Regions from separate parts of the Mus musculus genome. Here region 1 is linked to region 2. Evidence: chromatin loops called from intact Hi-C (ENCODE). Cell type or tissue: left cerebral cortex. All regions are shown on one strand. Links, peaks and the distances in the headings refer to the core of each region. The heading gives the core; the rest is flanking DNA. Region 1 overlaps Npc2 (NPC intracellular cholesterol transporter 2). Region 2 overlaps Lin52 (lin-52 homolog (C. elegans)).

Region 1 (15,113 bases), core at 4,101-12,100, 280 kb before region 2:
ACAGTAGTGGTGGTGAGAAGAAGACATGTTTTAGAGACTCCTCGTGTATCTGAGCTGTTTCTGTGACTAATTGCGAAACAAGTTGTTTTAGTTTCTGTTCTGTGGAAAGTGTAACACATTCCAGTGACGGGGGTTGGGGGGGTGGGGGAGTGTTTTGTTCTGTTTCATAATTGTTATTATAACTTTGGATTTTGGGTTTGTTTGTTTGGTTGGTTTTTTTAGTTTTGATTTTTAGATTTATTCTATAGTTTTTACCAGCATGTGTGCATATTTAGTACATGCATGTCTGGTGCTCACAAGGGTCAGGGGAGGCTGTTGGATCCCCTAGAATTAGTGTTATGGATGGTTGTAAGCCACCATGTAGATGCTGAGAACTGAACCCTGGTCCTCTGGAAGAACAACAAGCCTTCTTCCCTGCCTGGGTTACTCTCCGTTGCTCCCTCCCCAAGTGAAGGGTTTTAATGTACAGTTTTCTTGGTCTGTGTTGTTGATCAGAGTAATAGTCTAATCATGATGCTGAATAAACATGTCTTTAATAAACTAAAATTAAGAGTCCCTGAGAGGGGCTGGAGAGATGGCTCAGCGGTTAAGAGCACTGACTGCTGCTCTTCATAGAGGTCCTGAGTTCAATTCCCAGCAACCACATGGTGGCTCACAACCATCTGTAATGGGATCTGATGCCCTCTTCTGGTGTGTCTGAAGACAACTACAGTGTACTCACATATATAAGATAAATAAATCTTAAGAAGAAAAAAAAAGAGTCCCTGATGATGACCTGGCAGGTGACGATGCCTGCTCTGTCGCCAAGGCTGACACCCTGAAGTTGAACCGCAGAATCCACACTTTGAACAGGAAGTCTGACTCCTGAATCTTGTCCTCCCGCCTCTGTAGATATGCTGTGACCTCTCCCCCACTGACTACGTGTACTAATGTAATTTAGGCATTGTTATTATTTAAAAATGAAACAAGTGAGACCCAGCTAATACCCTAGATCTCTAAAATGCCCTTACAATGTGTAATGTTACTGGAGGAGACGGGTCTGGGCCCCGGCAGCCTTGTCCTCCGTGTGTCTAAAAAGACAGTGAAAGCTTGAGAGAGGAAACTGAGTGTGGTCACACTGGGAAGAGGAACAAATCCAGAGGCTTAGTGAGCTCTTCCGGGTCACTGACAAGGCTTAGGTCTAAATAGAAGGCAAGAGGTCAAGGTATTAATGTATCCTTAGCTCAGCTCCTGGCCTGTCTCCAAGTTGTCAGAACCCTGTGACCTTCCTACATGGCAAGTTCCTTCTTCTGCTGGTACCAGGGCTCAGCTTTTCCCTTCTTCCAGTGGGGAATTCCAATTTCTTGGGGTACATTGTTTTCATAGCCTGATAGTCAGAGGGAGGCACGCGGTGGTAATAATACTTTCATCCCTTCTGCTTATCTTGCAGTGTAGGGGCTAGAGAAATGAACTTCTTTTTAATCTTCCATGGCATCTGAAGGATTACCTGCCACTGCTGTGCTAGACTGTGGTATTTAAAACTCAATGACAGAAGTCAGTGGTCCTGGGAGAGAGATAAGGTTATCTGTCCCAGTAGCCTGATTCCCTTGATGGAGAGCAAGGAAAGATACCAGCTTCCTTCATCACGTGACAGGGCTAGGTATTGAATGTGACTCATAGGGATGGAGACCCCATAGTTCGGGACCACCTGATCTTCTGGAGTCACCATTCCAGCATTTGATGATGTATTTGACGACTTGACTTAGAATTCACAAACGCATAGCTGCCTTCCACCTGACTCCCTGTCTTCCTAGGCACTCAGTCCCAGAACAGCACGGCCTTGGTCCACGGCATCCTGGAAGGGATCCGGGTCCCCTTCCCTATTCCTGAGCCTGACGGTTGTAAGAGTGGAATCAACTGCCCCATCCAGAAAGACAAGGTCTACAGCTACCTGAATAAGCTTCCGGTGAAGAATGAATACCCCTCTGTAAGTGACACCGTGGCTGAGGGCACCAGGCCCGCCCCGGGGCTGGGAGTGAGATGCAGAGACTGGGGCAAAGAGCTGGTGGTGGAGCTGGGAAGGCCTAAGGGAGAGGAGATGAGTTGAGGGACCCAAGGGTGCCATTTTTATAGCCCTAGCCCTCACCGCCTCCCTGTGTAGTGGCGATATTATTTCTGACTTACAAGCGAAGAATTTTAAGCTTCTGGTATTACATAATACAGAGTCCAAGTCCACTCTACCAAGAAGTCTTAGCACCTAGATTTAGAGGTAAGACTCCTAAGTCCAAAGCCTGTGCAGCGATTTTAGCCAGGTAACAAATAGTTAAAGGTAGAAACTGCCTTGGCAGCATCTTCAGGATCCTGGTTTCTCCTCCATATTCTTAAGGAGAGAGCAGGACCACTTAGCAGCAGCACTTGGGTGTCTCAGTGGAGCTGGGCGCCCCTCCAAGCCGACTTTACATACTCGCTAGCCACAGGTGCTGGAGTGGTGTCCCCTAGGTAGGGATTGTGATAAAAATAAAGGACATAAAGCAAGTGCTCCCCCCCCCCATTAAAAAAGGGGGTTACTTCATTGTTTTGTTCTAGAATTGTTTGTGTTCAGAAAAAAATCTCACTTGGTAGCCCAGGTTGGCTGGCTTTGAACTCCAGGCAGTCCTCCTGCCTCAACCTCGAAAATTCTGGAATTACAGACATATGTCATTAATCTTCACAGGTGTTACTTTTTTTTTTTTTTTTAAGGAAGCCAAGTAGAACCCAGATGTAATTTGTTTCTAGAAAGAGAAGTAGAAGACTAAAATATCAGTAGTCTTTAAGACAGTGGTTCTCAACCCCTTTGGGGCCTAAACGACCCTTTAACGAGGGTCACCTAAGAAACACAGATATTAACATTATGATTCTTGACAGCAGCAAAATTACAGTTATGAAGTAGCAACGAAAATAAATTTTTGGTTGGGGTCACCACAACATGAGGAACTGTGTTAAAGGGTCACAGCATCAGGAAGGTTGGGAACCTCTAGTTTAAGGGTTGTTGGAGACCCTAAAGATTTATAGGTGGCAGCGTCAGTATGCAGAGATCTGTCAGAGCCTGATTCACGGTAGGTACTTTGTATTTAGTTTGAAAAGTTTAAACTGTTAGTTTAAAAAAACAGTAACGCCGGGTGTGGTGGCACACAAGTCTTGCAATCAAAGCCAGGTTTTCAAGAATGTAGATGTTATTGTCCCTCAAGTGTTACATTGTGAAGACAGTTTGAGGGACAAAGGTGTCTGTAACTAATGATGGGCAGCCCCTTCCCTGAGTGCTCAGGTTAGAGAGGAACCATGAATAAAGAGCTACTTGATTAGAATTAGAAGTGGGGGCTGGAGAGATGGTTCAGTGGTTAGGAGCACTTGATGCTCTTCTAGGGGACCAGTTAGTTCCCAGATGCCTATGGCCCCTCACAGCTCTCTATAACTCCAGTTCTAGGGGCTTCAATGCCCTCTACTGGTCTACTAGGACACTGCGTGCACATGGTGCTCTTATATACTTTCTGACAAAACACTCATACTCACAACTGGTCCTAGTGGCTCATTACATCTTTAAAACAACAAACAAACAAACAACCCTGTTGATGAACACCTTTAATCCCAGCTCTCAGCAGGCGGATCTCTGAGTTCAGTGCTAGCCAGCAATACATAGTGAGATTGTCTAAAAAAAAAACAAAAAAACCCTACAAAATTAGAAGGGACAATGGCTCACACTTCCAACACATAGAAAGCTCAGGCAGGAGGATCACTATGGGTTGAAGGCCAGCCTCAGCTATCTAGTGTATTCTGGAGGTCCAGGCTAGCCTGGGATGAAGAAGTGAGACTATGTCTTAAGAAACAAAGTACAAACAACAACACAGCTCATAGCTTCAACATGAAGAGTCAAGGTGGCGATCTCAAATGAGAGATGAGCAGAAATCATCTTAAGACCTGTGCACGGTGGTGCTGTAATCCTGGCGCTCAAAAAGGCGGGGCAGGAACATCACTGTGCGTTCCAAACAGCCTGGGTTGTGTGATAAGTTCCAAGCCAGTCTAGGCTTTGATGTGAGAACCTGCGTTAGAAGAAACAAAGCAAGATGGGGAGAGGAGGGAGGAGTGGGGGCTGGGGAGGGGGACGACACAGTTTAAGGAGGTGAAGTGAAGTTCTTTTGCTTCACAGGGTGGTGACCCTTGACATTATTCAGTTAAACATGTCTTTGGACCACGGGTTCTCAACCCTTCCAATGGTTTGACCCTTTAATACAGTTCCTCATGTTGTGGTGACCCCCAACCAGAAAGTTATTTTTGTTGCTAATTCATAACTGTACTTTTGCTACTGCTATGAATCGTAATGTAAGTGTTTGTGTTTCCCCGTGGTTTTGGGAGACCCCTGTGAAAGGGTCATACAGCTCCCCAAGGGGTCATGACCCACAAGCTGAGGACCAACCTTGTGCTTGGCCATCTCCATTTCTAGCTAACAAGAAAGTTTCCTTACAGCAAGGAATCTTATGAGACTCTGTTTATACGCCTCTGATCTAAGAATGAAACCTGGGAATGTGCACCTATAATCTCGGCACTCAGGAGGCAGAGGCCGGAGGACCAGAAGTTTGGAGCCAGTCTGAGCTACATAGCAAGTTCTAGGTCAGCTAAAGCTGTGTGACAAAAACTCTGTTTCAACAAAGGGAGGGAGGGAAGAAAAATAGGAAAGAAAAGAGAAGGATTTTAGAATTACGTTTGATAATCAGGTATGGTGATCCACCTATAATCCCAGTAGTCAAGGGACTGAAGTAAGGGGGTTACCACAAATTTAAGGCCATACTACATAGTAAATTCAAAGCTAATCTAGCTAGCTAACAAGACTGTATCTTCTAAAAAGAAAACAGAGCCGGGCGATGGTGGCGCAGGCCTTTAATCCGAGCACTCGGGAGGCAGAGGCAGGCGGATTTCTGAGTTTGAGGCCAGCCTGGTCTACAAAGTGAGTTCCAGGACAGCCAGGGCTATACAGAGAAACCCTGTCTCGGGAAAAAAAAAAAAAAGCACTAGCTGTTCTTACAGAAGACCCAGGGTTCAATTCCCAGCCCCAAGAGGCAGCTCACAACCATCTCCAGTGCCAGGGAGCTTGGTTCCCTTCTCTGCCCTCTGTGGGTATCAGGGACACAAGTGGGGCACATACACACACATTCAGACAAATGTTCATACACATAAAAAATGTTTTTGTTTTTTTTTTTAATGTAAGCAGGAAAGAAGGGGGAAAGAAATAGCACACTTAGAAGACTACGTTCATAAACTGGACTAGGTTGGAGGATACCGTTGACTAACAGGGCTCACTCTTCTGAGCTTAAGATCACAGGTAGTGGGCTACCCTAATCTGGCTTCAAGGTGATAGATAGGACTTAAAAAGAACCGGAATTGAAAGTGCACGCTTAAGCCAATTATGGATAAAAATCAAGGTTCCAGTTTCATTTTTTCCAATTCTTTTTCTCTTTTCCAGATAAAACTGGTGGTGGAATGGAAACTTGAAGATGACAAAAAGAATAATCTCTTCTGCTGGGAGATCCCAGTTCAGATCACAAGCTAGGCTCCTTGGCGCCTGTGTCTGTGTGGGCTGAGAGGCCATGGACGGAGTGGGGGGGAAGAAACAGAAATCAGACCCGAAATGGAATCAGTGCCATATGATGAACAGAATTTCAAGAATGCTGTTTTATGCCTTTTAACCTCCAAAGCAGTAACTGCAAGCCTACTACTCTTGAGAGCGCGCTCAGAGCCATTGTCCCCCGAGATAGCCTCTGGGGAGGCTTCGGGAGGGAAAGGGGAAACTGGAAAGATTAGATTGGTGTCCATGGCTGTTTGCTGTTGGATTACAGGCAGGTTCCACCAGACAGGATGGGACGGGGTTGCTTAGGGATGTCAGATAACTTGACCCAGGGCTATGGATCCACTGTGAAGGATGGCTTCCCAGAGTCTTCTGGCTGCCTGGGGGTGTTACCTCCCCTGTTTCTAAGTGCCTCCTGAGTCCCCAGCCCCTGGCTTATCAGTCAGATGAGTCTCCTTGGTAGCCTCTGCCCCATCGCTTCAGCAGTAGCGACTAGCTCTCCTCGGTATCCAGACTGGCTGAGGGGCAGTCTGCCGCAGAAATTTGTCTCTGAGTGGCTGTGTCTTTGTGGTTAGCTCTCGTTCTTTGGTAGTTTTCATTAAAGCCAATACTTGGTTGCAGGTGCTTGGTTTTGTTTTTTAACGGTATTTGTCTGTATCCTCTCTCTGCATGTAAGATTGAGCCTCCCCATAAATTCTAACTTGCCACTCCTGCGTGTGTGTTCAGTCTGTGGTTGCCTACTTCTTCCAGATGGCAGCCTCCTAGGTCCATAGCAGGCAGCCACCCAGTTCCGAAGCTCTAGAGAAGATGTGACTCACAGGACTCACGGGCACCGCCTCTTTCCTCGTTTTTATTTATACCAGCTAGACTTTATCCATAGAAAGTGGCCTTGTTCTGCATTGCTGTCAGTGTGCCTGAAGCAGCAACCACCACCTAGCACCACTTGAGGAGGCGTGGTGACGGGGACACTACGCGCCCTCATGGGGAAGCCTAGAAAGGAGAGGGAGGAAGAGGCTGTGGCTCTATGGAGGCAGGAGGGATGTGAGTTCCAGGCCAGTCCGAGTGGCAGCATAGTGAGATCCATTTAAATAAAGAAGTAGGCCCAAGCCGACAAGGGGCAGAAGGGTCGTGAGTTCCACACCAGCCTGGACTTAACCACTCTGCCGTCCCACCCTTCCCTGACTCAATTTCAGTTCTAGAAGGCAACAGAGGCATGAAGACTGCTGCAAGTTGGAGACCAACCCCGTCTACAAAATGAGCTCAAGGCCAGCCTGAGCTAAAGGAGACCTAGTCTCAGATGGGGAGAGAGAACATCATAGCAGATAACAGTTCCCTTTACTATATCTCAAGATGACTGACAGGTATGGTCATGGATCATAGTTTTTGGTAGGGAATGCACACGCTGTTTTTGAGATGAGGTCTGACGTATCTCAGGCTGGCTTTGAACTAGCCATGTATCGGAGAACCTTGACTTTCTGAGCCTCCTGCTTCTACCTCAAGTGCTGAGATTGCCAGTGTAGGCCCCCATTCATAAAATCCGAATAGCATAGGACTGGAGGCTTGCGGGTTTTTTTTTACCTGTGAGTTTCCCAGGCAAACCACCAGGGGGCAGCAATGGGTCAATAATGAAGTTCTTACCGGTGACCTGTTCACCCACTGTACAGAGGTCTTTTGTGTATCCTTTCACCCTGAGCCCACCCTATCTTCCCATATGAGTCAGAATCATGTGAACTCCAAAAGTAGTTACCTGCTGAGGTCGTTGCTTCCAGCTGCCCGTGGTTAAATTTTGGCTCCTCCAGTTATTCAGCTGTGAATGTGAGCTGTAAGTGATTCCATCTCTCCGTGCTTCAATTTGGATTTTCCTAATCCATTGACCAGGGACAATGGTAGCGCCATGTGAAGTGAAATGAGGCATGTAAAACACGAGTCAGGGCGTGCGGTATACACGCTGTCGGTGTGAGCCATTGTGCTAGGCTGCTCTTTTTGTCTAGAAATAGGAAAATCCGGAGGCTCAATCTCATGTGTAATGTGTCTCAGAAAAACATAGCTATCGTCTGTGTGGGAGCTTGCTGAGGGGCCAGGAGAAACTCACTTCTGTGTTTGCTGACTCCCTTTTCCCAACAGATTCTTCTTGCCTTTTTAGCTCTGCAACTAACAGCTCTCAAACCCGAAAAAATGGGGGGTGGGAGGAGGAAGCTCTGTTAGTGCCCTTGTGTCCTCATCAGAACAGGAGGTGACCCAACAGCTTAGGACTGTTTGCTTACGGGCCACTGGGAGGCTCAGTGGAGCCTGCAGTTGTGAGATAGGTAGTCTCCCATGGGAGGATTAGTTTGAAAGGTCATCCCTACAAGAAAGTTCACAGTCATTAACACAGAAGCCTTGAATCCTAAGCATACAAAGGGCCCCGTGTTTTCTACTGCCTGTCTCTGTGCAAACCTTGAGTCTTAGACCCACTCTTCCCTTACAGGAATCTGAGGCAGGTAAATCTCAAGATCCCCAATGCTATGGTCTGATCTTCATACTAATAAAAATCAAGGGGTGGAATCATTTCAGATCCTGGATGCCTGATTTTGAAGGAAGTTGTGTGTGTGTGTGTGTGTGTGTGTGTGTGTGTATGTGTGTGTGTGTGTTAAAAAACAGGGCTGGAGATGAGGCTTAAAGGATAAAAGGTCTCCCCAGAACCCACTAACAAAGCGAGATGTGGGGCTGAAGAGATGGCTCAGTGGTTAAGTACATTGGCTGCTCTTCCAGAGGACTGGGGTTCAGTTTTCAGCACCCACATGGTGGCTCATAGCTCCCTGTAACTGCACTTCCAGGGGGTCAGACACCCTCTTCGGGCATGGCATACACATGATACACGGACTTATTTGGGACTGGGGAGCCATGAATCGAGGGTAGGAACTGTGGCAAAGCAAAAGTGGGGTAAAGGTGTGTCCAAACCCCAGAAATCTGATCCTGAGATTGGCAGGAGTAAGGTCTCTGCACCCCCACGTCCCCCCACCCTCACCCCTGCTCTGAGCCTTCCTGTCCTGGAGCATGAAGCTTGGGACACACACACACACACACACACACACACACACACACCGCCTTTGCCCCCTGGAGGAGGCTACACAGCCAAGTAGCCAGGTCAAGCTTCCTCTCCCTTATAAGGTCATGTCCATCGGTACCTGGAATTCCTCCTTATGCAAATGAGACCCCAGCACCCTGCCCCAGGCCAATGATGTACATTCACTCCAAAAGCCCCTACCCACGCCCCAAAGGTTGCGTAGCAGCCTTTGTTCCCCCATTGGAGCTGTCTCCCAAGAGTCTGTTCTTGCTGCACTCATAACTGCCTGATCTGAAGCCACTCTGGTCACCCAAGGTGGACAGAGACGCGGAGCCTGAACAGCAGCAGACTTACATGCAGGCGAAACACCCATAGGCCTAAAAGAAATAAAATTGGGGGGGGGGGTGAAATCTGGATGCATCAGCTTGCCTGCTGTATGGGGTGGCAAACAAATTCCTGTCTTAAACTTGGACTGACATCCAAGGTTGTCACTGCCATACAAGGAAAATGACAAACTGATATCCTCATCAAATGCACACTAATAAGTAATTATCTGAGCCTGGCAGCAAATGCCCATGGTCCCAGCACTAGGCCGTAAAGGCTGGAGGATAAATTTAAGGTCATCCTTGGCTACAGCAAGTTCAAGGCCAGACTAGGCTACCTGAGATCTTGTCTAAGGAGGGAAGGTGGGAAGGAAAGAAGAAAGAAATATGACACGATTCACAGATAAAGCAGAGTTATTCCTGAGAATGCCCCAGGCATAGGAAAGGACTAAGTGGGTAAGGTCAATTAAAGAAATACAGTCGTGGATAACCATTTTCTTTAGAGAATCCAAGAACAGTGCCCCCACAGTGGGTTGGTTTAGGGACAAAGTTGTGGTACCTAGGAGCAACACTGCCACAGAGTCAGTAGGGTGTTATTCAGAATAAGCGCTTCCTCCAGAGAAGCCCTGAGGGCTTGCTGAAAGGCCAGGATGATCAGTGGTGTGTGTTGGGAATGTGGATGGATATTGCGGTGTGATTCAAGGTAGAAAGTGGCTGTGGGTCCCCCAAATATCGACTGGAAGCTTTGAGAGGAGTCCTCTCCAGAGGAGCCCCGGGCCTAACCTTCAGCTTATAAACTGAATCCGATTCACTTACAGCTGTCAGTTGACTAGCAACTAGATGGTCTGAGTGTTCGTTGCTATGGAAACAGCTAAAAGGCCCATTGCCATAGGAACCTACCATGTTCTCCAGACCAGGGATTTGGTTGCTGAAAAGACCCGGAGGAACCAAGGAGCTTGCATAAGTGAGGGTCCCACCAGAGAATGAATGACACATGTGAGAGGCCAGAGCTTCCGCTGTCCCTGATCTGTCTGCTCGTTGCCCTCAGTGGTCACAGAGCACACACAAGTACTTGTCCCCATGGACAGTGAAGGCATAGATTCTGGAGCAGGCTTGGCATGCCAGCATTACCATCCTCCTCTCCAGGGTCTCTGAGAGGAAAAATATCGTGCTCTCTCTGGCAGGCCCCTCTCCACAAACCATATGCCCCAGCAAAGCAGCCAGCAGGTGAAGGGATTAGCTTAACTCTGACTGCCAGAGGGTCAGGCCACTAAGGAAGTTGGCAGGCAAAACAGATGGCTGCTGGTCTTGAATGCGGCAGAGAAACTGGGTGTACCAGATCAGAAAGCGGGAGGGCAGGCCAGCTGCGGCAGTCTGTTCTCAGTGTGAGAGAAACACACCACGCTGCTTCCTGCACCCCATGCATCCCCGTTCCTCTGCCAGGCAGATCAAAGTATAAAAGTCATGATTTGATGAGGGATCCTCAGCGTATCTGAGCAATGAATGGTCACGAGATTCTTGTGTTTCCCAACCAAGGGAAGTGACTCTCAAGTCACTGGTTAGTGGCAAAGGGAGAACAAAGAGAAAGTTCCTTAGTGGCTGTGTCATTAACCACTGTAAATTGTCAGTGTCATTAACTCTGCTGTAAATGTAGAGACTGAACGGATCCAACTAGGTCCCTCCAGGTCTCTGTGAGCATGAACCACTGGGATTCTAAGGGGATGTTTGGGCATAATGGACAGACAGAGATCATGGACTTGTAAGGACAACATAAACTTTAGGAATCCAGAGAGGGTTTGGGACGGAGGCTGGGGCTAAGCAGACATTTGAGAGCCCACCTCCCGGAGGTTTAGTTCAGAGGACTCATGAGATGTGATGTTGATTCTTTCTCCTATTCTGTCCGTCTGCTGGAGTTTTGTTGGTCTCAATCCCTCCCAGTAGGCTTTACAGCCTGGGAAGCCGAGCACCAGAGAGACAGATGCCCCCAGAACCTCTGGGGGAGGATGTCACTTTGAGAAGTAGTCGTTACTTACAGTTTGACTTTTAGTTGGGTTTGCAGCTCCCTACCTCCTTTGCAGTTCGTTGACTTTGGATCCTTCACAGGGCCTCTGTGTCCTCAGCTGTCACAGAGTGAGAGAATCCTCACAGCCTTTCAAAGGAGTTCTATTGGCATTAGTATCGCTATCCTTGGTGAGGAAGGAAGGTTGCAGCCATGGGAGCTGACAGGGGCCTGGAGTCACAGATAGGGGATTTGAGTAAATGCCTAGAACTCAGTGATCAGCAGTTTTTCTTCCCTCTTTATTTTTTGAGACCGTGTCTCATATAGTCCCGGCAGTGCTTGTACTCTGTGTAGTTGAGGGTGACCCGGAACTTCTGATCCTCCTGTCTCTCCCTCCCAGATTCTGAGATTACAGGTATACACCACCATGCCTAGCACTCAGGGACACTTATTTATATAAGTGTCTTTATGGGGGACGAGTGCCATTTTTTTTTTAATTTGAATAGGACCATTTAACACTCTAGTACCCTGGTCTCCAAAAGTGACAGAAAGAGGAGCAGTAGCTGGCTTGGTTTCGTTTTTTTGTGAAGGACACTGGAGTGCCCTATCCCAGGTAGGCAGTTCCAGAGAAAGGTTGGAGCTCACACCTTCTGGAAGTCAGCTGTCATAAGCCTCTGGGACTGGCTGCTGATGTAGCCTCACGTCCAGCTGACCTATGAAACACTCCCTGGCCATAACCTCCCTCCTCTTCAGGCTGTATCTTTGGCACACAAAGCCTCCGGTCCCTTTGGCTTCTGTCTAGGGTGCGGTGAGGCCTTTGGCTCCATAGCTATAAGTCATGTCATGTCTGTGCGAGGGCGACAGGAAGCACATCTGGCTCGTGCAGCTGTCTCCCTGTGGTGTACTCAGTGTCGGCAGCCTGCGGTGGCCGCCGCAGATTCCCACCAGACTTGCCAAGGTGTGACTCAGTGGGAACAACGCCCAGAGAGCTCTGGAGCATCTCCTAGAACAGTAGTTCTAACCTTCCGAGTGCCGTGACCCTTTAATACAGTTCCTCATGTTGCCGTGACCCCAACCATAAAATTATTTTCATTGTCCCTTCATAACTGTCACTTTGCTCTGCTATGAATTGGTAATTTAAATATCTGATATGCAACCCCTGTGAAAGGATCATTTGGCCCCCAAAGGGGTCATGACCCCACGGGTTGAAATCCACTGTCCTAGACTATGGAAGCCCAGGACTATCTGTCCGCTTTCTAGGTGACTGACACAGAAAGCCTAAGCTTAGGAAATTCACCAGAGGAAGATAAAAGCCTCTGGTCTGGCCCATTGGCTGTGAGGTCTTGTGTCAACCATTTAACCTTTTAGTTAGATGCCTCGCAGAGCTATTGTCCGGACAAAACAAAGGACGCTTGTGCACATGTAGTTTGAAAACCAGAGTGCTGAGAACTCAGTCCCTGGGGCTGTCCTACTTGGGTCCTGTTGGTTAGAGGAGCTAGCTGAGCTCATACACAGAAACCCAAAAGCCGCACAGGAAGAACAATGACCTAGATTCAATCACAAAGAAAGATATTGGAGGGCTGGAGAGGTGACCTGGTCATTAAGAGTTGTGTACTGCTCTTGAAGAGGACTTGGGTACAGCTCAGGACTGGAGCTGACCTGTCACCTGTCACATTTTAAAAATGATTTTTTTTGGTTCGGTGGTGCTGAACACTGAACCCAGGCTCTGGGGGCACCGGCAAGTATCTGTCAGGGAGTTAGGTCTTCCTTTAGCTGGACTCAGGATCTTGTTAAGTTGCCCAGGCTACCCTAGAACTTTCAATGTAGCCAGACTACCATAGCCTCCCAAATGCTGAACTAGGATACTTTGTTGTAAAGCAGACCTGTGAGGATACAGAAGTCAGGGGCAATTGTATCTGTCCGTTAGCCATCTTGATTGCCCTGCAGTCTAGTTGAGTGTTGAGCTTGGCCAGTGTGAGGTTCTTGAGGGTTTTTGTTTATTTTTGTCTTTCAAGACAGGGTTCCTCCAGAGTTCTGGTTGTCCTAAACTTGCTTTGTAGACCAGGCTGGCCTCGAACTCTTAGAGATCCACCTACCTCTGCTTCCCAAGTGCTGGGATTAAAGGTGTCTCCAGCCCCAATGAGAGGCTTTACAAACCAATACTCACTGGGCACCACGGCTGTGCCATGGACTGTGTTAGGTATTGGAGGGTTTTTTGTTGTTGTTGTTGTTGTTTTTAAATCAAGGCATGGTCCCTGCCTCCAAGGAGATAAGAATCCAGGAAAGAAAGGTCAGCAGCAAGCCATCCCTGCTACACTGGGACAGTGCCATGGCAGTCAAGGGTGCAGAATGGCATGGCAAAAGAAAGAACACCATAAATGCTCTGCTCTGGGAGAGAAGGAGCTAGGCGGGATTACTGTTCAGGGAATGGCTGGGAAGTAAGATGTGTAATACTGAACCTGATCTTCATCCCTCCATCACCAGCCCCCGCCTTCACTCCACAAATCTGTTCTTGCCTCTTGTTCTCTGAGATTCTCCTCTCCACTCTGTGGTATTGGGGGGGGGGGGGGGTACATGTGTGCATGGGGATGCAAATGTGCATTCGTCCATGGGGAAGCCAGAAGTCAGTATTTGATGCCCTCCTTAGTCACTTCCCACCAGGTTTTTGTTGTGTTTTGTTTTATTTTGTTGAGACAAGGTCTCTCACTGAACCTAGGTCTAGGAAGGCTGGCCAGTGGGCTTCAGGGATCCACCTGTCTCCCTGCTCCGCAGCTCTGGGGTTACAAATACTTTTGTTCGTTTGTTTCTTGTTTGTTGAGACAGTGTTTCTCTGTGCAGCCCTGGCTGTCCTGGAACTTGCTCTGTAGGCTGGTCTCTAACTTACAGAGATCCACCTGCCTCTGCTTCCTGAATGCTGGGATTAAAGACGTGCATCACAACTGTCCATCTTAAATACTTTTTTATGTAAGTGCTGGTTCCCAGCTCAGGCCCTTGCACTTGCATGGCAGCCATCTCCCTAGCCTCAGCTATGGTTTTGTCTGTTGAGAAGAGGTCTTACTAGGTAGCCCAGGCTAGTCGCAAACTCTTGCAATCTTCCTGCCTCAGCCATTGAGTCCTTGTATTACAGGCATAAGCCACCACTCCTGACTAGAATATTTGTAAGAATGGGTTCACATCCTACTGAGCTCCTAGTCTTGGCTAACTGATTTTTACTTGAAGTCCCTCCAGCTTTATTTACTCTCGAACAGGTCAGCCTATTTGGCTCTGTCCTGGCTTGGCACCTGAGTATATATACACACACAGTTATGGTCATCTGTCTGAATTCTAGGACCCAGGTCCCCACCCTCTGTCCAGTCCTTCTTACAACACTTCTCCTTGTTCTGTCTGCACTCCAACCACATTGGCCTTCTTTCAGTTCCTCTCCTTTTTCTTCTCCTTTTTCTCAGCCATGAGACTCTTACACAAGCATTTGCTGTGCCAGAGGACCCGTGCCTTTACTCCCAGTCCTTTTCTTCTTGCTAACTCTTCTTGCTAGCTGTGTTTTGCCTGAAATGTCTCTTCCTCCGGGAAACCTTTTCTGACCATTTCCCCTGACCAGGTCAAGCACTTGGCTATAATTCTCAGAGCTTCATTCTAACTTCTTTGTGGCACAATTCAGAACTACAAACAGTTGTATCTTCTCCAGCATCTTACATGCATCACTGGGGTACAAAGGTTTTTGTTTTTCTGCTGTGTTGTTTGTTTTGTTTGAGACAGGGTTTCTCTGTGTAGCTCTGACTGTCCTGAGACTAGCTCTGTAAACCAGGCTGGCGTCGAACTCACAAAAATCTACCTGCCTCTGCCTCCCAAATGGTGGGATTAAAGGCATGTGCCACCACTGCCCGACTTGTTTGTTGGTTTTATTTATGTGCATATGTTTGAGACAAGGTCTCATGTAACCCAAGCTAGCCTCAGATTTACTCTGTAGCTACCGATGGCCTTGAACTCCTGATTCTCCAGAAGACTGGATAGAAAGACAAAAGTTCCTGCTGCTTCACAGTTATAGCTGGACTTTGAGGAGCAGAAAGTTAGAGCAAGAGAGGCTCATCTGCATTAAAACCTGTAGTGATATAGAATAGAAGGTAAATTTCTTAGGATGATCAAAATTCAGTTGAAAGAGCCCTGTGGCAC
Region 2 (15,113 bases), core at 3,216-11,215:
TAAAAAAAAAAAAAACAAAAGGTTTGGAGGATGGAACTGGCATGGTTTCGATTTTGCGACAATAGGACCCCTTGACGATTCCAAGTCCATTTTACACTTCAGAGAACCCAAATGTCATTTTCATTTTATATATTAAGATTTTATTCTCTAGAGGAATAACAGTTCTAAGAAACTTTACTAGTTTCAACCCACACAATCATTACCAATAGCTAGATCTCAATTGTATTTATCTGGTAAGTACAAGGCATGGTCTCCAAGCTGTTCTTGCTTTTAATGAGAAGCACTTTAAGCCCGAAAGTGTCCTAAGCATCAAATCAGTATCTAGTATCAACAGCTACTGTTAAGGAGAAGCAGTTTTATTTACAAGCTCCAAGAAGCAAATCACATTTTATCAAATGAGTATTAGAGTGAAGCCAAGAAACATAAGCTCTGCTCCTTTGCTGACAGGCAAGGCTACCCTGAATCACAATCAGAAGACCTGGGGTCTAATTCTAGATTTACAAATAACTACATGACCCCAGGGAAACCAGTTAAACCTTTCTTTCTATTCATTTATCTAGAAATAGGGTTTCACATATCCCAGGCTAACTTCGAATTCACTGCATAGCAGAGACCTTGAACTTCTGACCCTCCTGCTCCCTCCTCCCTAGTGCTGGGACTACAAGCATGCTGACCACCCTGTTATGTGATACAAAGGGTCAAAGCCCGGGCCCTGCTTTGTGTAACCTAGGCAAACATCCTATCAGAGTTACACTTCAGCCTCTATGTTCACAAATTTTAAAAGTACATTTAATTTGACCTAAGAAAAGATGATTGTTGCAGCATGATTTACATTAGCAAGATGCTAAAAATTACCTAAATGACCACTGAAATAATCACTCCAATAAAAAGTAAATGCTCATAGCCTACTATTCTGAAGTCTTCATAGCACATTAGAACAAGAAAACATGTGAGAGACTAGGAATGGTATAGTAGTGGACATGTAAAATTTTATCTGCATATCTGCATAATAACATGTATGAGTATGTATGCACACACGTCTTTCTTTCCTTCCTTCCTCCCTCCCTGCCTGCCTCTCTCTCTCTCTCTCTCTCTCTCTCTCTCTCTCTCTCTTTCTTTCTTTCTTTCTCTTCTCCCAGCCCCCACCACCAAGACAGGGTTTCTCTTTGTAGCCCTGGCTGGCCTCTGTAGACCAGGTTGGCCTCAAAATCAGAAATTCACCTCCCTCTGCCTCCCGAGCGCTGGGATTAAAGGTGTGCGCCATCACCGCCTGGTTTATCTGTCTTTCAATATGATATCACTTGGAAGGCATGTTTAGAGGGCTTGGTAAGATGCTTAACAGTGACTACTATATTATGATTTAATTTTAGGTAATTTTTGATTTGTTTATATTTTCTAGTATACATATAGATGTATATAATTTTTATAAGAGAAAAATCTTAACTCAAAAGTCTAATCTGTATATGACACTGACATTCAGTTTATGCTAATGAACTTCATTTCCTGCGACTAGAATTAGACACAGGAAGGGAAAGTGTGTGATTCAAACAGTTGCTCTCACCAATTCACAAACCTCACTGGTCACTGATTCCAATCTCTCTTTATGACAGAGTAATGGAGCCGTACTCCCTGATCCAAGGCCAATGTGCCTGTGCTCTCCACCCACCCCTTCAAGCCTCTCAAGAGACTTGCATTCTTCCCTTCACCCCATGTAGTCTGCCTTTGTCTTAAGAATTGAAACATTTTGGCCCCCGGAGACGCGACTCAACAGTTATGAGCACTGGGTGCCCTCCTAGAGGACCTGGGTTTGAGTCCCAGCACCTATAAGGTGGCTCATATCCAAAAGAAACTCTAGCTCAAGAGGATTCAATGCCTTCCTCTGGCCTCACTAGGCACCATGCACACAGTTGGTGCACCAACATACATGGAGACAAAGATTTCAAAATCTTTAAAAGAATTTAAGCATTTCAAGCCAATTGTCCTAGAGCAAACAGTAAATGCCGACTCCACTTCTTTCCTTGGCTATTACCTTCTCTTCCTGACAGGAGCCAAACCCTGAAAAAGCTGTCTACATTCTCCACACATTCCTCACTCCATTTAAATTCCCCTCCACTGGCTCCAGTCATCCATACACTCAGAGGCCTGGGAAATGGCTCCAACTATACTCAGTGCCACACTGCATATCAAAACCCAACCAAGAAGCCACAGTCCATAAAGCGCTCTACTCAAGACCTGCCTGCCCATCCCCAGCTCCTAGGCATAAAGGCAAGGGCAATGGCACACCCCTGAAATCAGTGCTCTGGGGCCCTGGCCCAATGACTAGCCAAAATGGGAACCCCAGCTCTTGTGAGAGATCTAGTCTCAAAAGCACAGGGGAGAAATGACGGAAGTTTACCCAACATGGAGCTCTGGTCTCTCCATGTATCACACGGATTTACAAATACATGCACACAAATAAACCGAACCTGTAACCTTTCCTTACAAATGTGTCCCCTCTCCATTAGCCCATCGGTTTTCTTTTTCTATTGTTTGTCTCGAAAAGCTTTCTTGAAACCTGCCCTGAAGATCATTACCAATAATCCCAGCACTCAGGGTGAAGGCAAGATGATCAAAAATTTGAGGCCATGAACTACATACATAACCTTGCCTCAGAAAACCCCAAATACACTCTTCACCCAAGAAGAAAAAACTTCTGCTAAGACACAAACTGAATGTATGTTGGAATTCCATTTGCTAAGTCTTGAGGAATGTATTATTACCGCTGAAGTAAGGCTAGACCTTTGAGTCCTTTACAGTCTCCTCTGAATCCCACCATTGCTGCAGTCTCGAGTATTCACGGATACTGGTCCTGTGGTGGTCCTCTAGCCCTTGCCCACGGCTCCTTCAGAGTAGATAGCTTCCTCATAAGAGTGTGCAGAGCAAACTCGGTCGCCTCCACAAGGACAACTCTCATCTGTCCTGTCTGTGTGACTCTGGCTCCTCCTGCTCCAAAGTCAGCTGTTTCTTCAAGACAGGGGACAGCTGCTGTCTGCCTAGTCCTGACCCCACTGACTGGAAACTCTCAAAGTAGTAAGCTCTAACAATCAAAGGGACATGATCGTGTGTTGCCCTATCTCCAGCATTAATAAACACAAATTTCCGTATATTTTGTCACTAAAAGCTTATCTCTAACAAACCCAATGCCATTTGAGCTTTCCTTTGTTTGTGCATGCCACTGGCTAAGCGCTCAGGAGAGAAAGCCAGAAACCATGCTTGACAACGTTCTCCCTTCTCTCTCAGAGCAAATCTACCAGGACTTGCCTTTACCCTTTACCTTTCTCAAACTGCCTCTCTCTCTCCATGGCCAATAGTCGCCTAGTTCAGTTCTTGGCTACTGCAATGACGTTAGTTACCCTTGGTCGAATTTGGGCTTACCGCTATTCCTGAACAAAAATCATGACCCCAAGAAGCAGTTGGGGAGGAAAGGGTTTATTCGGCTTAAACTTCCATACTGCTGTTCATCACCAAGGAAGTCAGGACTGGAACTCAAGCAGGTCAGAAAGCAGGAGCTGATGCAGAGGCCATGAGGGCCATGGAGTTCTTTACTGGCTTGCTTCCCCTGGCTTGCTCAGCCTGCTCTCTTATAGAACCAAGACTACCAGCCCAGAGATGGTCCCACCCACAAGGGGCCTTTCCCCCTTGATCACTAATTGAGAAAATGCCTTACAGTTGGCTCTCATGGAGGCATTTCCTCAACTGAAGCTCCTTTCTCTGTGATAACTCCAGCTGTGTCAAGTTGACACAAAACTAGCCAGTACAATTGACCCCTTGTCAACTTGACACACAAACACATCGCTAGTAAGCCTCAACCCTTACATTCTTATTCATTCCCAAGATCTAAATAACTTTAAACGACCCACAGTCTTTACATATTCTTAAAATTTCAATCTCTTTAAAATATCCATCTCTTTTAAAAATCCAAAGTCTTTCTACAATTAAAATTTTCTTAACTGTGGGCTCCACTAAAATAGTTTCTTCCTTCAAGAGGGAAAATATCAGGGCAAAGTCACAATCAAAAGCAAAAATCAATCTCCAACCATCCAATGTCTGGGATCCAACTCATGATCTTCTGGGCTCCTCCCAAGGAGGTCACTTCTCCAGCCATGCCCTTTGTAGCACATGAGTCGTCCTCTAGGCTCCAGATGCCTGTACTCCACTGCTGCTGCTCTTGGTGGTCATCTCATGGTACTGGCATCTCCAAAACACTGCATGACCCCTTCAGTCCTGAGCCGTCAATTGCAACTGAGGCTGCACCTTCACCAATGGCCTTCCATGGCCTCTCACAGTGCCAAGCCTAAGCTGCTCTGCGTAACCCCTTCATGCCTTTAAAACCAGTACCACCTGGGCAATTCTTACACATTACCAAGTCCAGCCTCAGCGCAAGGTACAACTTTGGCTATCCCTGGAACACAGCCTCTTTGTGCTTTCAGAAAACACTTCCCAGAAGATGTCACCTCAATGAAGCTAGTCTCTTCTTAATCATCACTAATTTCTTAGCTCCAGCTAACCAGCATCAATAGTCCCAGTAATCCAAAGGTTTTGCTTTAGTAGTTCTGGTATCTTGTTAATCACAGCTGATTTTTCAGCCCCAGCTGACCAGAACCACAGAATCTTCAAGGTCCAAAATAGCAATGGCCCTGAAAAGTCTTTAATTTTCCCTCTGAAATTTCACAAGCCAGACCTCCATCTTCTGCACTGTTCTCAACATTATCTTCCAAGCTCCTACACAACATCTGACAGAGCTCTTAACACCGAATGGATCTTCAAGCCCAAAGTTCCAAAGTCCTTCCACAGTACTCCCCAAAACATGGTCAGGTTGTCACAGGAACACCCCACTATGCTGGTACCAGTTTGTCTTAGTCAGGGTTTCTATTCCTGCACAAACATCATGACCAAGAAACAAGTAGGAGAGGAAAGGGTTTATTCGACTTACACTTCCATACTGCTGTTCATCACCAAAAGAAGTCAGGACTGGAACTCAAGCAGGTCAGGAAGCAGGAGCTGATGCAGAGACCATGAGGGCCATGGAGTTCTTTACTGGCTTGCTTCCCCTGGCTTGCTCAGCCTGCTCTCTTATAGAACCAAGACTACCAGCCCAGAGATGGTCCCACCCACAAGGGGTCTTTCCCCCTTGATCACTAATTGAGAAAATGCCTTACAGCTAGATCTCATGGAGGCATTTCCTCAACTGAAGCTCCTTTCTCTGTGATAACTCCAGCTGTGTCAAAGTTGACACAAAACTAGCCAGTACACCACACCAACATTCAATTTTTATGTTCTATTTGCTTCTTGGGCGTCTCCTCACATGTGGCTTTAACTGGAGCCCGTGAGTTGATGGTATCTCTATTTGTTTTCTGGGTTCTATATCCACATATTCTATTGTCTCCTAGATAGCCTGGACACACACTTAACAACTAAATTACCCCAAACTTCTCAGAGATTATCTTTTTCCTACTGTTTATTCAAACTTTAAACAGAAGTTCTTTTTCTTGAGACAGATTCTCACATAATCCAGCCTGGCCTTGAACTTGAATTATGTAGCCACGGATGACCCTGAACTTGATTCTTCATTCCTAGGATTACAGGTATCTGCTCTCAGTCTTAATACCTATGCCTCCTTTAGCGTTTCTACTGATGCAACAAAAACACCATGACCATGACCCAGAAACAAGCTGGAGAGGAATGGGTTTATTTGGCTTACACTTCCAGATTAGTCCATCACTGGAGGAAGTCGGGACGAAAACTCAAGCAGAACTAGAACCCTGGATGTAAGGGATGATGCTGGGGCCATGGAGGGTGCTGCTCACTGGCTTCTTCACATGGCTTGCTCAGCCTGCCTTCTTATAGAACCCAGGACCACCAGCTCAGGAATGACACTGACCACAATGGGCTGGGCCCTCGCCCATCAGTCACTAATTGAGACAACACCTTACGGCTGGATCTCATGGAGGCATTTCCTCAACTAAGGCTCCTTCCTCTCTGATGACTCCAGCTTGTCAAGTTTACACACAAGATCAGGCAGTACAACCAGAGTTATTTTTCATCCTCTACCCCACTACATTCTTTTCCACTTACAAATTTACCACTATAAAATATGAAGGTCATGAAAGTATGGTTTGGATTTTTTATTGATTTTACATAGAATTTTTTGAGACAGGGTCTCATGTAGCTAAGGCTGGCTTCACACTATGTAGGCAAGAATAAACTTTAACCCCAGACTTTTCTTCCTCTACGTACTTTTATTCTTCACCTGCTGAGAAAACAGATATGTCCCATTATGCCATCTTTCTGTGGAGCTGGGGAATCGAACCTAGGGCCTCAAGTATGTTTGCCAAACACTCAATTGAGCCTCAGCTCCATCCCCTAAAGCTTGTGTGTGGAGGCCAGACTTTAGGTGTTTTTTAGGTGTTTTTCCTCAAAAGCTGTCAACCTTGTTTTTGAGACAGGGTCTTTTAACTAGCCTAGAATCTGTCAAGTAGGATGGGCTGGCCAGCTCGAAAGTCCCAGGGTCCCCTATTTTTTTTTTTACCTCCTCAGCCCTGGCTTTTGTAAAATGTGCATTCTGAGAACTGAACTCTGCTCCAAGTACTTTACTGACTAAAGTATGTCTCCGACTCTAAAACTTTATTGAAAGACAAGAACAAAACAAAACAAACACACAAACAACCACCAACCCTGGGAATAATAAATATTTTGGGGTCAGAAATATCACTTTAGCTCTGTTTTCTCATTCCATATCCAAAACAGACTTGTCAGAGTCAACTGTTCTCTTGAAAGACATCTTACCCCAACATCTGGTCTTTAACCTCTTAAAACAGTCAACCAACTGTTTTATTTTCCTAATCAAGAGATTTCTCTAGCTATATAAAAATGTACCTTTTAACAAACTATTAATTTAGATGTAATGGTTGGAGATACTTTTCATTTATATATGTCAATGTCATTATTTCTCTAGTACCCACAGCAAAGTACTTTGTATTCTTTTATAAAGTCTCATGCAATGTCATTTCTTCTCAGATTATATTTTCAACACAAGCCAGCAGACAAAACAAAGGAATTAATATTTTATCTAAGCCAGGAAATACTGTTAGGTTGGAATCTCCAGCTTATCAATAACTAAACATTAAAAAAAAACAACCAAAAACCAGAATATGCCCTTTTATTTCCCCATGAACACAATCATTCCTAAATTTAAAGCCTAGGAAGGGATCAACGTCCATCAACTCTATTGGAACTACTGTTTAAAATGAATCTGACAAACCTTCCCTGTTTTATCTCTCCAACCAATGACTGCAGTTCTACTCCAGACTGACAGGCATTCTCAGGGGCTCTGCTTCTACTGTATAGTTAATACTGAGCATTTAATTCTCCAACTACAAGCAAGACAGCCCAAAACATAAAACTTGGCAAATTGGCCAACATTTGCAAAGATGCACATGGCTTTAATCCAGCATTTGAGAGGCAGAGGCAGGCAGATCTGTGAGTTCAAGACCAGCCTCTCTACAGAGTGAGTTCCAGGACAGCCAGAGCTACATAGAGAATTCCTGTCTAGAAAAACAACAACAACAACAACAAACCTCAAAAAACAATAAAGATGCTTCTTTATGTTTTTAAAAGTGTATTTATTGTCTACAATGTTTGCATGTGTGTATGTGTGTGCATGTCCACAACTGGTGCCAGGAGAACATCAGATCCTCTGGAATTCAAGTTACAGGTGAGTTGCCATGTATGTGGGTGCTGGGAACTTGGTCCTCCCCAAGAACAGCAAGTGCTCTCAACAGCGGAGGCATTTCTCCAGCCCACTTTGGGTTATTACTGAGACAGCTGTCTTGCAGTCTTCCTTCCTTCTACAGTGCTGGAATGACAAGGGTGTGTGCCACAAAAGACACCAACCAAATCATCTCTTGCCCTTGACCTAACAGTTTTACACTCCTTTCTCTCCCAGACTTGTACTTCTGCAAGAACGTGCCAAAGTTGGAAAAAAACCCTAGCATTTACTTTTTAACCTCAGTCTTTACTGTGAAAGCTGACCAATTGTTTTTAATTGGCAAAATGACTCTTATTTAGAAACAGTATATTAAAGAATTAAAAAATTCTCAGGAAAACAGGGAATGAATCTTTTAAATAACTTCCATTATTTTTAAAATGGTATCTCAATTTCCCTAATTTTTATTAGTATTTTCCCTAAATAATATAAAGTCAGTTGTAATAGAAATTAACTATATTTGTATTTCCTTCCTGACAGTTACCTATGTTCCTACTCTCAAAACTAAAAATAAAACTGCTGATTTTATGTTTTCTTTTTTAAAAATATATTTATTTATTTATTGGGCAAGGTGTGGTATCACACTTTTAACCTCAGCTCTTGGGACAGAGCATGAGGTTCTCTGTGAGTTCAAGGCCAGCTCATGGTCTGCATAGGGAGTTCCAGGTCAGTTACGGCTACATAAAGGCCCTGTTCAAAATTGTACGTACAGCCGGGTGTGGTGGCGCACGCCTTTAATCCCAGCACTTGGGAGGCAGAGGCAGGCGGATTTCTGAGTTTGTAGGCCAGCCTGATCTACAAAGTGAGTTCCAGGACAGCCAGGGCTACACAGAGAAACCCTGTCTCGAAAAATCAAAAAAAAAAAAAAAAAAAAAAATTGTACGTACGCGCGCACACACACACACATGTATAGGCATACTTGTATTTATGTTTTGTATATGTGCACATGAATGACATCCTGCATATATGGAGGTCAGAGGGTCACTTTCTTATCTTATACTGTGTGGGTTCCAGGGACCAAACTTAGGTTATCAGACAATAAGCAGAGTTATCCATCCACTGAGCCACCTCACTGACCAATGTTCTGCTTTTTTATGCTTAGAACTGACCTTACATGTGAGGACTTTCTGTCAGTAGATGTTCTCTGATATTTACATTATTTTTAATGGCTGTGTTATCCTTTAAGAATACAGAACAGTTTACCTGGTTATCCCTCTAATTTCCATGGACCTATTTGGTCTTTCTGTGATTACAGCACTAGGGTCTGAACCCAGGATTCAAATGTTATCATTGAGATTCATCACATACACACACTACTTACTCTAAATATACATCTTCTTGGCTAACATATATTGTAGTATTATACAAAATGATACTTTGAAAGCAATCTTATCCTAATTGATTTATGCCCTGTCTGCTCTCCTCTATCCTGCCCCTCCTCCCCAAATCAGAAGGGAGTAAAAGACCAGAAGCATTTTATGGCAAAATCCTCTTTGTGAGTAAAACCATTTCAGATGCAATGTTGGGTTTATAAAATAACTTGACTAATGGATAAAAGATATGAATGCTTATAAGCCTTAAAGGTAATTTAAGGATTTGTGCATCCTAATTTGTTAACCAAGGGAAAAATGAGAAATACCGGCATGTTCTATTTCCCATTATCTTAATACATTTTAAACAAAATACTTGAAAGCTAAATTGACAATTTCTAATTATGAGAAATAACCTTGATCCTTTCAAAGTGGGGATCCTAGAGTTTATACTGTATTATTATCTAAACAGGAACACCACAGTAATGAGTATGGTGAGATGTTATGGTAATGCATGAAACAAAAGAAATCATGTTAAGTTTTGAATGGTATTTGAAAAAAAAAAGATTTATCAGCCATTTTTATAGTACCTTTGAATCAAGTTCCCAGGACTTATTTTTTAGGTTATAATAATTTAAATGTATCCCTTTTTTCCCTTGCAAGACACGGTCACAGGCTGACCTGAAAGTCAATAGCCAGCGAAGCCTGCCTGCCCTTCAACTCCTGATGCCTCTCCTATCACCTAGAGTCATTAGAGATGTACACTGCCAAGTCCAGATCTGAATTTATGCTCTCTTGATTCTCCAGCCTTAACTATAGAGATGATCAATATACATGGAAATGGGGGTTACTTTCACAGGTGTTTTTGTCTATCACAGACAATGAAAACAAATTCTAATTCCTGATGTTAGTAGGAAAGGAGAGGTGGGAAGCGCCTTTCTGGGAGATGAGATGCCCATGCATTTTCTCTAACCACATAGAAATTGCAGTCTTCATTCTTAAGATGAACTAAATTGGTGCAGATACAATCCAAAGATAGCTATGCAGCAATTTTTTGGTACCAGTTACTGTCAGTTCACATTTAGATGACTTTTGCTGTGTTAATCAAGCATCTTATCTCCCTTTCTGACTTCCCCGTCACTAATGAGACCCTGAGCAGTGTGAGAGTCTGGGATGTGCCTCACCTAGCGCATCATTTGTCTAGCATGCACAAGATCTTGAGTTCAATCTCTGCATCACATAAACCAAGCGGGCCTGGTGGCTCGCACAAGTGATCCCAGTCTTCATCAGGAGAATTAAGTTCAAGGTCTTCCTCTGTACACCCGAGTTTGAGGTCAGCCTCGGCTGCAATGAAACTGCCTCAACAAAACAAAACAAGCCAAGCCCTAGCATGCTGAAGTCTAACTTCACCTCATCTCCTAAGGTGAGTCTAGATGCTTGCCCAGAGCTTGAAGATACACTCTGCGCTGTCCTCCATTCTCACGTCCCTTAGAGCTCCATCCTCAACTTCCTGCCTCTGGGCTCTCAAAACCCATTCCGTCTGACATTACCCGGGATTCCTACAGGCGTGTGACTGTCCTATTAAACAGTCTTCAGTGGTAGACATTTTAGGAAGAGGAAAATAAACTTAAGGTGGCTCAAGCCGTTAATCCCAGCACTTAGGAGGCAAAGGCAGGCAAATCTCTGTGAGTTCGAGCCCAGCCTCCTCTTCAGAGTGAGTTCCAGGACAGCTAGGGATACACAGAGAAACCCTGTCTCAAACAAACAAACAAACAAACAAACAAACAAACCAAAACAATGATACAAACAAACAAAAAACCTAAGCAGGTGCCCCTGTGTATCTATATGGGCAAGTATAAATCCATGAATAAAGGGAATAAAAGGAGCCAAGAGACATCAGATGTTTACAGCAGTCACCTCGTAGTGATAAGCTATGGTTGTATCTTATGCTGTTCTAGCCTGAGTTCTACCATCTGGGGTCCTTGGAAACTCACTTCTATCACTCACACCATTCAATACAGTTGTTGCTTCCAAAACTCTACTTAACTCCTAATATTCAAACCACCTATGTTCCCTTCCATTTCTACCCATGAAGATTCTACATGTTCTTTAAAATTCATTTCCATTGTGGTGGTGGTTGTTGGTGGTGTGTATGTACACCCATAGGTGCACATGCAGAGTCAAGATAGCTTTGGGTGTCCTCTTCTGTCATTCTCTGTAGTAAGAATTCTGGGATTCTGTTTTTTTTTTTTTTTTAAAAACACAGAGATATTATAAGAATGTGCTTTCGGGGGCTGGCAAGATGGCTCACCAGGTAAAAGCACTGACTGCTCTTCCGAAAGTCTCCCTCTCCTATCTAGTGCTAGAGAAGAAATGGGCGGGGGGAGAAGAACCCACAAAGTGGCACAGACCAGCTACAATACTCCACTTTATTATTCTCTTCACACAGTGTGCAGGGAACATGACGCTGGCCACTGAGGGAACAGAGAATTCCAGTATCTCCTGTTCCTATAACGTAATACTGGGGTTACAGACACACATGGCTGAGCCTGGTTTTTTTATGTGGGAGCTGGGGATGTTTATTCAACAAGTGCTCTTATCCACTGAGCCATCTCCTCAAGTCTTACCCCCACCCTCCAAAAACCTCAAAACTCAGAGCTTCTCTGTGTCGTCCTGGCTGTCCTGAAATTTGCTCTGTAGTCCAAGCTGGCCTAAAATCCAGAGAATCATAAAGGTATGGACCGTCTCCACCCAGTGAGTCTATTATTCTCAATGTTTCAAACAGTGCTACAATGTTCCTTTTTCTTGCCTGGGGCAGACATCAGTAACTGAGTATCTGACTTCTCTAGGAGCTGGAAAGATGGCTCAGCCTTGCACTGTCTGCTCTCCCAAAGGTCCTGAGTTCAAATCCCAGCAACCACATGGTGGCTCACAACCATCTGTAATGAGATCTGATGCCCTCTTCTGGAGCATCTGAAGACAGCTATAGTGTACTCACATGTAATAAATAAACCTTTAAACTGACTTCTCAGAAATCAGAATCCTCAATTCAGTGGTTCTAGACAGGCCTTACTGATCAATTTATACTGACATAAAAGGAAGCATATTTGCTCTTCCTGTAGCAGCTTACACTGCCCTCTTCTCTCCAAAACAATGACTTCTTTGTTTTCTTACAGAACTCATCTCTCTAAGGTCTATTAAGAGTTATTACTTACCACCTCTCCCCTCCCTCATAGATTTGAATGTGCACAGTGAAGTGATGGTATTTTATTCAGCCTCATGTCCCTCCAGAGCCTGTGTGACATCAATAGCTGCTGAATGGGACTTCTTTTCTCTCTCTTTCTTTCTTTCTTCCTTTCTTTCATCAGATCATTCAAAATGACTTAATGTTTAAAAACCTTATTTTAAAATACTTTAATTTTTCTTAAGGACAACTAGCCCAAGTTTATTCTATCAATTTTTTATTTTTTATTTTATCAATTCTTGTTTTCATTTAACATGGCATTGCCTGATAGTGCAGAATAACACAGCCGAGTCTAAGACTGCAAGACAGACTACAGACTACAGTAAGAGAGGCACCCAGGCGAGCCCATTCTTAGAGCCTTTATCCAAGGATGAGAATGGAACTGAACAATCACACCTTTAGAATGTTGACGATCCAACCTCTGCAATTCAGTACAAAATACTACTTTGGATAATAAAAAAACTAAAGGACTCTGAGCATCGAAAATATACATTATTTCAAAAGGGAAATGAGTTTTAAAAAATGAGATGGAGCAATGAAAAAAAAGGAATGAATGAAAAGAAAAAGAAAAAAAGGAAAAAGTTAGACAAACAGTCCGATAAACCCCACAAAAACTGCTTTACTGGCTAGAGCAAACAGGGCCGGAGCGAGCAAAAGTCCTGAGTTCAATTCCCAGCAACCACATGATGGCTCACAACCATCTGCACAGCTACAGTGTACTCATATACATTAAATAAATAAATAAATAAATAAACAAACAAACAAACAAACAAATAATTTTTTAAAACCTGCTTTCCCTAAATCAAAAGCCCAGTTCAAGCAGTATGGCAGATTTAGAAGGACTGTAAGACCTATGCTGCCATCTAGAGGTGAGATACGAGATGATTTTTTTTTTCCTTTTCACCAAGGACACAGACACAGTACAGCCAGTATTGAATAGGTCATATTATAAAAGCCAGACAAGAAACCTTGACACCAAAGAAGTAATCCTAGAGTGTAGAGTCACAGTTAGCCTCCTTTAATCACAGATTAAAACTTGAATTCAACAGGGCTAACTGTCCTTAGAGCTAGATAGACACTGTGGTCCATGCCTCTGAATCCTAATACCTGGGAAGCGGAAGTAGGAAAACTACCTTGAGTTCAAAGCCAGTCTGGCTATACAAAGCAATATCCTGTCCCATAAGCAAAGTATGTAGGAGGAGAATAATTTCTCAATATAGTTAGCTACTTTTCAAAAACACATGCACACAGGGTACTAATAGAAGAGTTTGGAAACATTGGTTTTTTCTTTGGTACAACCACTTTATACCATACATTGGTACAAACTTCAACAATGTAATTAATTGAGTGAAGTAACAGGTTTAAATGTGGGCTGGCCAGATACCTCAGTAGTAAAGAACTCAGCATACATTACTTGTATAGGATATGATTTGGTTTCCAGTTCCCGTAGCAGGTGGCTCACCATGACCAGTGACAGCAGTTCTGGGGCAGCGGCTGCTTCTGGCCTCCTTGGGCACTCAGAAGCATGCATGCACACATATATGCAGTTAAAAATGAAATAAATCCTTTGCAAGTTCAAAATGAAGTCTCAATTATTGTTTTTACATAAAATGTTGCTTTTTAAAACTCTAAGAATCTAGCCAAATAACAATCTCACTCAAACTGCTAAACGAACATGCATGATTAAAAATTATCTATGAACTCACCAGTCTTTAACACCATACTAAATGCTTTCTGCCCAAGATCAGAAAGACAAAAAGGACATCTATTCTTACCACTTCTATTCACCACTGTGGTGAAATTTCTAACTAAGATAATGAATGTGTTGTGTGTGTGTGTGTGTATGTGTGTGTGTCTGTGTGTGTGTGTGTCTGTGTGTGTGTATCACAAGATCTACAAACACTACTCCTCATCATTAAAACACCAATTACTTAATACTAGAACAATTTTCAGAAGCTTTCATCCTTTGAGTTTTAAGGAATGAGCTTCATTAGATAACTGTGTCATTCCTCTCAGGGTATCAACAACTGGCCATTCCTTTATTCCACCAGCAAACATTTACACACTGCAAACTTTCTAAATGCTTTCTGCATTTAGACTACATACAAAGGCAGCCTCAAAAATGACTGTTATCTTAAAAAATTACATTTAGTCCAAGAGCTAAAACAAATATAACACATCCCAAGAATGGCAACAGTACCGTAAAAATGAAACGAATCTACACAAAGAAGTTATTGTATTCTAAAACCTGTACTCCAAAAGGGTTATCTGACAGATAACCATGTATCAAATCAAAGTGTAGGGTAAGGCTCACCTTTCAAAAGATACAATCTAGTTATCATCAGCACTACAAGGTTCTTGTTATTCATGTACTAACACTTAAGGATACTGTGAACTGACAGTTATGCTTTGAGGCTAAATATTTTTTGCATTTTTCATCTCATCATCTTCATCAGGGCAGATATTTGCATGGAAACAGTATCAGTGGTTCCCAGGACCCATCAGTTCCTACTGCTTATTTTTCACCCTTGTCATCCTTTCAATTAATGTAGGAGAGAACACTCAAGACACTGAAATCCCGATTAAGATGTCAAATGAAGGACAGCCCCTAGAGCAGATGAAGAATCTAAGAGGGGGAAAAAAAAGATGTTTTTTATGCAAATACTCTACACATTAAAACAAAGACACTGTATCCAAGAAGTCAAATACAGTATCAATGTAATCTTCTCCATTTCTAACTTAAAGCATTTTCTTA

Evidence for each region. Peaks named below come from ENCODE experiments on the same cell type or tissue, not always from the same donor. Only the 100,000 strongest peaks of a DNase experiment are listed, where the experiment ranks them.
Region 1: it touches region 2 in a loop (3-fold over the local background); 4 of 42 quality-filtered maps call a loop at or near these places.

What each region holds. Positions count from the first base shown.
Region 1 is chr12:84,747,573-84,762,685 of GRCm38, reverse strand. Npc2 (NPC intracellular cholesterol transporter 2) reads left to right here. Exons shown (of 4, transcript NM_023409.4): 3 at 1,794-1,966; 4 at 5,474-8,127. The coding sequence ends at 5,560. Among named protein-coding and RNA genes, the nearest start is that of Npc2, 18 kb to the left of the region's middle. In left cerebral cortex, for the core only: a CTCF peak has its summit at 7,161 (motif pointing right); DNase peaks (open chromatin) are centred at 7,214, 7,528, 9,866, 10,248 and 1 more place; H3K27ac peaks cover 759 bases.
Region 2 is chr12:84,467,017-84,482,129 of GRCm38, reverse strand. The region is part of intron 5 of Lin52 (lin-52 homolog (C. elegans)); the gene reads right to left. Among named protein-coding and RNA genes, the nearest start is that of Lin52, 23 kb to the right of the region's middle. In left cerebral cortex, for the core only: no CTCF peak of the experiment used is centred there; no DNase peak of the experiment used is centred there.